Regions from separate parts of the Homo sapiens genome. Here region 1 is linked to region 2. A link is a contact called in ENCODE Hi-C or POLR2A ChIA-PET data. All regions are on one chromosome and are shown on one strand. The core of a region is the stretch at or near the end of the contact, and the rest is flanking DNA. Distances in the headings are between cores, read along the strand shown. Region 1 holds the start of FUNDC2 (FUN14 domain containing 2). Region 2 holds the start of DKC1 (dyskerin pseudouridine synthase 1).

Region 1 (4,245 bases), core at 1,297-3,796, 260 kb before region 2:
CTTCGGCTGTACTACAAATTACTCCAAAACTTCATGAAGCAAAACAATCATATATTATGCTCTCAGATTTTGTGGATCAGGAATTCAGCCACAGCACTGTGGTTTGTCTTTGTTTCATGTCTGAGGCTTTAGCCAGAAGACTTACAGGCTGGGTCTGAAGACTCTACACTCACACAGATAGATAGGCTGCTACTCTATGTGAGTCAGTCTAGGCTTCCTTACAGCATAGGAGCTGAGTTCAGGAGGTGAAAGTCCCAAGAAAGGGAGAGAGCAAATGCAGTGTTAACTTCCACTGCATTCTGTAGGAACAGGCAGTCAGTCACAAACTCCCATCCAGATTCATGAAGAGGGAATATAGATCCCACCCCTGGGTGGGAGGAGTGTCAAAGTCACTAGGAAAAAGACCATAAGGAATGGAAAATATTGCTGCAATCAGGAAAATACAAACTGCCACAATAATCCTGGGGGCGGAGGCGGGCAAGGGAAAGAGGAGGGTTCAAGGAATTTCAAGGCTCATTATAAAGCTACAGTATAATATACAACTATCTTAATTTCAAGGCTTATAAAGCAATGACATTCAACACTGTCAAACTGACCCAAGGATACCCAAATATAGCAATGGAAGAGAATCCAGAATCCAGAAATAGATCCACACATATAGTCATTTGATTTTTAATAACTTAGCACCAAGGTAACTCAATGAAGGAAACAACAAATGATGTTAGAACTACTATATATTTGTGTTTCAAAAAAAACTACTCTCAACCTCTACCTTAAACCATACACAAAATATAATTCAAGAATTCATTCAGGATACATCACAGACGCCCATTTAGCAGAACAAAATATGGATGTCTGAGTACCTGGGTACTCCATGGCCTCTCAAGTAGTTAAATAATTTATTTTTCTAATGTAACAACAAAACATTACAGTTTTAACGTAATTTGACCAAGCCCCTTAGATCAACAGGTGGCTCCACTGGGGCTGCAGTGAGCTATGATTGTGCCACTGTGCTGTAGCCTGAATGACAGATCTAGTCCCTAAAAAAGGGAGTAGGGGGGAAGGTAGATTAAATGCGAGATATTTGGTCAGTCATTGGTCAAACACTGCTAAGCACTATGACAGACAAAAGTCAGCCAATAGCTTCGTTTATGAGCCCACAAAATCAATGATCACAGTTATTATGTGATCATCACTGTGATAACAATTGAAACTCATCTTAACCTCAAAATTTCTCACAACAATTTCCTAGGTGCAAATACCTGATCAACCTATAAGAGCAGTCTGCTCTTATAAAAGTCTATAAGAGCAGTCTGCTCTTATAAAAGTCTATAAGAGCAGTCTGCTCTGCAGGAAAATACATAATTATCACATTGCACATTCCACCTTCCCAGAGTCATCTAAAATTTAGCGGCGTGCTGGTGAAATGCTTAACAGTCGGCTTTAGGCAAGGGCTGATTTGTAGTGTAGCCAATTTCCATTGCGTATTCATTCATCGTGAGCATGACATTACTGAATTGTGAAACTACTGAACCCAGAGATGGGAAGAGACGCACAGTAGAGCACCATAGTATAGTATCTCCTCCACAAAGATACAATAGATGTATAAATAACCTCAAAAGTAAAGTAACAATAAAACATGGTAAATAATAAAAGTGATGAGTTTTTAGTATTTTCACTGCCTTTGTTTTTAACATAATTTACGTAATTTTACGTTTATATGATTGAGTTTTCAATGATGGCTCTGTTTAGCAATGGGATCCCGTGAGTCAGTACTAAATTAAATACAACCTAAACATTCAAAATAGGGTAAGACGCATAACTTAAAGACGTGCTCCACTGCGAATTACACGGAATCTTTGACTATGCCGACTAAACAGAAGGCTATTCCTAAGTACCATCCCATATGTGCTAGTTTTTCAAAACCAACAATAAAGCAGTTGGGGAGGTGCCTTGTACACAGAATGACGCCACGAGGCATTTGAGATGAACGTCCAAAGGGACAAAGAAGCCAGACCGCTTCCGAGAACGGGGACAGAATGTCTTCGGGCTTCTGCGCCGGGGGCGGCGCCGGAAGGCTGGGTGAGCTCCACTGGAGACGACACCCCAGGGTGGTTAGGCCCCAGACACGCGCGTGACCTTGGCCGGACCCTGGGAGCGGCTGAGCCAGGGGCGATCCCCGAGCGCCCTCCCCGTCCCCGCGCCGCTTGGACTCCCCGGGGAGCTCGGTCGCGACTGGCGGGCGCGGAGCCCTTCCCCTTCCGGAGCCCAGGAAGGCGGCTCCCCGCGGCGCCGGCCGCGCGCGCGCCCGCCCTTACCTTGACTGGACGCGGCCATTTCGGTGAGCTTGTCTCGCGAGGACACACGTAGAGGATCTGCGCGGTAGGCCGCGGAGTGGCGCGCAGTTGTCGCCACCACTTGGCTTCCGGCACGTGGGGCAGATGTTTCCATTCCCACGGCGGCAGCGGAAGAGGGAGGGCCGGGCGCGCCGCGGCTGCTTGCAGTCTCCGCAAGCGGCTACATCACAGAGCTCAGCGTGCGGTGTCACAGGCCCCGCGGTCCCGCCCAACAGATGCACCGAGATGCGCGTGCGCAGAAAGCGTCCCGGGGGTGAGGCTCCCTCCCTCGCTCTCCCTCTACTCCCGCCCCACTCTCCCCCACTTTCCCCCCTCCACCCACCGCGGCCGTCGGGGCTCGCTCGCTCAGTACCTGGAGGCGAGTTCCTGACGCGACTGCGACTCAATCCTCGCCTGGTGAAGAATATTTTACCTATGACTCACTGAAAATAAAGACGGCTGAGTGACCGTGTTTGTTCATGTAAACATTGAACAAATATTTATCGGCTTCTGCGATGTGTCCTACTCTTTTAGTGGAGGAAGACACATTTTATTTATGTATTTAATTTTTCTTTTGAATTTTACATGCGAGTTATACTTAATAAAACTCACTTCAAAATATACCTTCAACAGAAAATCCAGCAACAGTTTCTATTATGTTAGTTAAAACAGCCAGTCTTTTCCTTTACTTTTAAAAATTATTCATAAATGTAATTAGTGAATGATAATAAACATTGACATCTGATCCACTGCTTTAGGAGTGACACAAATGAAGTTAACTCAGGCTATTTTCTTTATAATCATTGTGCTATTGTTTTCTTTTTCTTTTCAATTATACTGCTTAATATAGGATTTTGTGGCACCATAGGAGTTGAGTAAAAATAAAAGGAATAAAAATATACCTTATCTGGCCGGGCGCGGTGGCTCACGCCTGTAATTTCAGCAGTTTCGGAGGCCGAGGCGGGCGGATCACGCGGTCAGGAGATCGAGGCCATCCTGGCTAACATGGTGAAACCCCGTCTCTACTAAAAATACAAAAAATTAGCCGGGCATGGTGGCGGCCGCCTGTAGTCCCAGCTACTCGGGAGGCTGAGGCAGGAGAATGGCGTGAACCCGGGAGGCGGAGCTTGCAGTGAGCCGAGATCGCGACACTGCACTCCAGCCTGGGCGACAGAGTGAGACTGCGTCTCCAAAAAAAAAAGAAAAAATACGTTATCTATGAAGATTTCCAATTTGATTTCTATTTATCACAAATGGCCACAGTACTCCTTTGTACTTTACCACATACCATATTGTATTCAGTAATTATTTGTGAATATGTAATTGATAATATTGTAGGTTTTAGAGAATCCTTGAAAACATGAAAATTTGGTAATGGGGTCTATTTTGATTATTTATTTATTTATTTATTTATTTTATTTTTGAGACAGAGTCTCGCTCTTGTTGCCCAGGCTGGAGTGCAGTGGCGCGATCTCGGCTCACTGCAAGCTCCACCTCCCGGGTTCAAGCGATTCTCCTGCCTCAGCCTCCCAAGTAGCTGGGACTACAGGCACGTGCCACCATGCCCGGCTAATTTTTTGTATTTTTAGTAGAGGAGGAGTTTCATCTTGTTAGCTAGGATGGTCTAGATCTCCTGACCTCGTGATCTGCCCGCCTCAGCCTCCCAAAGTGCTGGGATTACAGGTGTGAGCCACCGTGCCCGGCCATATTTTGATTTAAAATTTAGCAATAATAGATAAAATTTTCAATCAACTAAGCCCTTGGGCCAGGGAATGCTATTCCTTAAAAAGTGCTTCTATCAATATAGCCTCTGACTCATTACTTTGTTAATTTTTAAATTGTATTTCATTCCTGATTAACATTCCCACCCAGATTATTAATTATACAATCTGTTAACTGTAGAACCTCA
Region 2 (4,631 bases), core at 348-2,847:
CAGTAAGCTAAGGTTGATTTATTCTGAAGAAAAATATATTTTTATAAATTTAGTGTAGCCTAGGTGTACAGATTATAAAGTCTCCAGTAGTGTAATGTCTGAGGCCTTCACATTCAGTCACCGACTCAACCAGGGCAACTTCCAGCTCAGCAAGCTCCATTCATGGTAAGTGCCCTCCTCTACGGGTGCACCACTTATAACCTTGTGTACTATATATATATAATATACATACATATAATACATACATATATAATATACATATATACACACACATATTTATATATATATATAATTTTTTTTTTTTGAGACGGTCACACTCTTTCCCCAGGCTGGAGTGCAGTGGCAGAAACTCGGCTCACTGCAACCTCCTTCTCCAGGTTCAAGCAATTCTCCTGCCTCAGCCTCCCGAGTAGCTGGGATTACAGGCGTATACCACCACGCCCACCTAAATTTTTTGTATTTTTAGTAGAGACGGGGTTTCACCATGTTGGCCAGGCTGGTCTTGAACTCCTGACCGCAGGTGATCCGCCAGCCTGGGCTGGGATCACAGGCCTGAGCCACCGCGCCCGGCCCTGTGCTATATTTTTACTGTCCTTTTTCTGCTTAGACATGTTTAAGTACACAAACTCTCGACGCTGTGTCCCAACTGCCTACAGCATTCCGCACAATACCATGCTGTCCAGGTTTGAAGCCTAGGAGCCATACGCTACACCATATACAGCCTAGGTGTGTAGTAGCCTATGCCACCTAGGTTTGTGTAAGAGCCCTCTGATGTTCACACAATGATGAAATCGCCTAACGACCCATTTCTTAGAACGTATATCCGTAGGTAAGCGAGAAAACAAGGTGTGTAAGGCCAAATGTATGGGTCCCATGGCTGGGTAACTGACTGTAGGCTACTGCACGTGTCGGCTTCCCTTCCGGTTCACCACGTGGCTATGGCAGAGCTTAAACATCCCACAGAAGCGCTCACGCAGGGGGCCGGAAAGTTCCATAAGCGACCACTCGACTGTCCCCGCGGGCTTGTGGCCTCTAGAACTTTCTTGCAACTCGGAGCTCTATCCCTGCTCCGGGGTCCCTCCGCTCCTTTTCTTCTCGGCCCGTTTCCACTACCCTTGCTCCCCTAGTCGCATGGAGCTGTAACGGCGGCGTCCGGGCTGGCAGCAGCACAGACACTGCCACGTCCCACGCCACCGCGGGGTGGGCAGCACGGCAGATGTCTTTCGACGGCGACCCGGACCCCAGGGAGGTGAGAGGGCCGAGCCCCATCATGCCAAGTCACCGCGAGGGGCTCCCACTCTCGCGCCCTTGCCACGGAGCCAGGGCCGAGAGACAAGGCCGGCTTAAGGCCGGGCGGTGAAGAGGCCGACACGCCGGCGGGAACCAGAGGGAGGCGTGCGCGGGCCCCGATACCATCCCCCCACCCCCGTTCCCCGAGTCGCCCGGAGTTAGCACGGCCCGGAAGCCTGCAGCCCTTACCTTCCGCATCCGCCATGTTACCCTGCACCGCGTGCGTGCCGCCCGGTCCACAGCCGAGGGAACGACCGCAGACTCCCGCCGCCTTGGTCCCGTCAGGCCGCGCTGCTAGGACCCACCCACCCGCGCACTGCCCTGTGCGTGCCTTGCCGCGGGGCGGGAGGAGGCGGGGCCATCCCGGGGGCGGAATCCGAGGCGCCCGCTGGTCGTCTGCGCAATGCGATTTGCTGGCTCGGCCAGTACGGAGGGCGAGACCGCGCATGCGCTTCGAGCCTCAAGCAGCCTGGTTGGCCCAGGCTGGAAGCGCGAGTGCCGCCCGCCCCGACAGCCCGGAGTCTGTGGGCGTGGCCCCAGCTGTAGTTGCTTCACCTCCGGGTTTAGCTCCGCGCCTGCGCCTGGGCTCACGGCTGAACGCTCCGTAAACAGTACCTCTTTCTTTGCTTTCTCACACCGACCCTTTCAGGTTGCTGTTGGATCAGTCCTGATGCATAAGTGAACATGTTGAAGCTCGGAGAGGTTGAAAGGCCTTTGCTGCTTGCAGTTCCCATCCAGCTAGAGCAGATGGCCAATAGGAGTAGTGTGCGTGCCACATGTTGACTTTTAAATTTTCCAGCAGCAACATGAAAGAAGAGTAAAAAGAAAAAGGTGAAAATGATTTATAATGAATTTTTTTAACCCAGCGTATCCGAAATATTATCATTTCCACATATAGGCAAAACACAACAGTATGAATGGGGTATTTTACATTGGTTTTTTTTTTTTGTCCCCGCAAAGACTTTCCGGTGTGTGCGTTTATGCTCACAGCACACCTCAATTTGAACTCTACGACCGGGCTTCACGCCAAACAGCAGAGACAAAGCACTGGCACTAAATCTCATAGAAACAGGATGAGCCTGGGTATCATGATAGGCAGCAGGGCTGGAAGCTGGAACCAAACTGATTTCTCCCCAGGGATCTTTGGTGGTGTCTAATTGATCACAGTGTCCTGTAGTAAGCCATCATGATCTGTATAACCCCGGTAACTCTAGGTCTGGCTAAAGGCATTCTGCCTTGAATCACCACAATGGAAAATCATGGTGCCTCATCTAATTCCCAGATCTAGTCAGTCCACAGGCCAGAGCCCGTGAGGTGAGCCTGTAAAGGTGAGGCCAGGCACATGTAACGCTACAAGTGTGTACTTTCAGCCTGCCTCCTCCCTTCTCGTGGGACCCGTGGCCATTTACCAGGGGCTTGCACTAGCCCGTGTGAATCACTGGGGAAGTAGAATGCCACTTGGTCCAATGGTCAGAAGTGGAGTCAGCCCACGTCCCTTTCACTATCAGCCACCCTGTGGCTCTTTCCCCGGTTCTTGAATCCATACTTGTAATAAACACAATTGGTAGCTGGATAAATTCCCAGAGGGGCTTCCTGACTCAAGGACTGAGGGTGATAATGGAAGGAAAGAACAAAGGAAGCCTCTGGCACATTATCATAATTGAGTCCCTGGGAACTGATTTGATCATCTCACTGTACCCCAAGACATCATGCTGAGTGGACCTGATGCATAGGAAGTGGCAAATATTTCACCACAAGGTGAGAGAGAAGCCCCTTGAAAATTCAGGGAGGTGATACCTCAGTGAACTTCCTGGGCATGCAGTGGGCTGAGGCATGTTGAGACGGTCCCTCCAAAGAGAAAGACAAGTTGCCTTACTTGGAACCCTCTGCTTGCTAAAAAAGAAGCATGACACTCAGTGGGCCATTTTCTGGAGATGGCATACCCCATTAGGATGCTACACAGAGCCTTTTCCAAGCTTTAATAAGAGACTCACAGTTCAGCCCTCTGGAATTTGAAATAAACTTAAAGCTAAGACCTCCACACACAAAAAATAATAATTTGCCAGGAGGAAAAGCTCCTGGCTTGCTGTAATTATTTACTGAAACGGAATGACTGTGATACATGTGGTCTTAAGACCTGACCTGCCCATGATAAACTGGGTGTTGTCTGACCAAACCATGAGTACCATCAAGTACAATGATGCAGCCACTTTAGAAAATGGTCTGGCAATTCCTTGAAAGGTTAAACACAGAGTTACCATATGACTCACCAATTCTACTCCTAGGTATAGACCCAAGAGAATCGAAAATGGATTTTTAGATAGATGGTTGTACACATATGTTCATAGAAGAACTGTTCACAATAGCCAAAAGGTAGAAACAACCAAAATGAACAGATGAATAGATAAACAAAATGTGGTCTATTCATACAATGGAGCCGTAAAAAGGGATGAAGTACTGATCCATGCTACAACATGGATACAACATTGAAAGCATTATGCTGAGTGAAAGAAGCCATTCACCAAAGGCCACATTTTGTGTGATTCCATTTATAGGAAATATCCAGACTAGGCAAATCTAGAGACAAAAAGCAGATTAGTGGTAGCCTTGGCCTAGGAATTTAGGGGAACATGGGGAATGACTGCTAATGGGCACAGAGTTTCTTTTTGAGGTGATAAAAAAAGGTTCTAAAATTACATTTTGGTGATGGTTGCACAGGATTTCAAGAATTGTGGGATAGGATGGCCACTCATGATGGTTTGGGATCATCTAAATGACAGCCAAATTCCTCGAATTTTTGGTTTGGGTCACAGAGGGAATTTCTATAACAATGCTTAAGGAATTACTTATCTTTTACAGGCACAAGAATAAAACAACTAAAAACCAAACTTTAAAATTTTGACCCATCACCTTTCCAAATTACAAAACTCAGTGAGTTCGCAGCCTTCTCAGTTCTCTTAGTAAAGGTTGGGGCCACGATCAGAAAAGCATAGAACACTGGGATTTGAAATGGGAGTAAATTGGAGAATTGGGAGTCCCCAGAATCCCCAACTCTTACTGAGCCTCCATTGTTAAACAACCCCCACGTTTATCTGATTGCAGGTTCCCTTACTGTCTCATGAGGGAATTAGCAGGGAAGCAAAGGCACTTCCCTCCTACTCTCCCACCCCAATGTCTCCAGGCCTGTAACTAGAGTTAACCTCTACATTGCCTCAACTGAACAATTTAAGTCATGCAGCAGGAGAAAGCTTGCATATGAAAACAGTAGTAGGAGTTTGCAAACATGTACCAGGAAACAGGTAATATTTATGTAAATGATATGTGAAGGTTCTTGACCCAAA

The links. A loop is a pair of places that touch in the nucleus more often than their neighbours do. ChIA-PET counts read pairs that join two places held with the same protein, here RNA polymerase II (POLR2A). Pooled maps may share reads with other maps.
Region 1: a map of OCI-LY7 shows a loop between it and region 2 (5-fold over the local background). The contact joins the promoter of FUNDC2 here to the promoter of DKC1 in region 2. A Hi-C loop is called at or near these places in 4 of 168 maps with a recorded cell type or tissue (OCI-LY7, naive thymus-derived CD4-positive, alpha-beta T cell and posterior vena cava), 8 of 37 single-sample maps with no recorded cell type and 14 of 50 pooled maps. POLR2A ChIA-PET finds 5 or more read pairs at or near these places in 2 of 52 experiments (Panc1 and activated CD8-positive, alpha-beta memory T cell).

Annotation. Positions count from the first base shown.
Region 1 is chrX:155,025,145-155,029,389 of GRCh38, reverse strand. FUNDC2 (FUN14 domain containing 2) reads right to left here and starts at 2,546. Exons shown (of 5, transcript NM_023934.4): 1 at 2,319-2,546. The coding sequence starts at 2,451. RefSeq lists an enhancer at 965-1,868 and silencers at 2,046-2,365, 2,636-2,725.
Region 2 is chrX:154,759,830-154,764,460 of GRCh38, reverse strand. DKC1 (dyskerin pseudouridine synthase 1) reads right to left here and starts at 1,597. Exons shown (of 15, transcript NM_001363.5): 1 at 1,480-1,597. The coding sequence starts at 1,495. RefSeq lists enhancers at 1,067-1,166, 1,917-1,976 and a silencer at 1,517-1,816.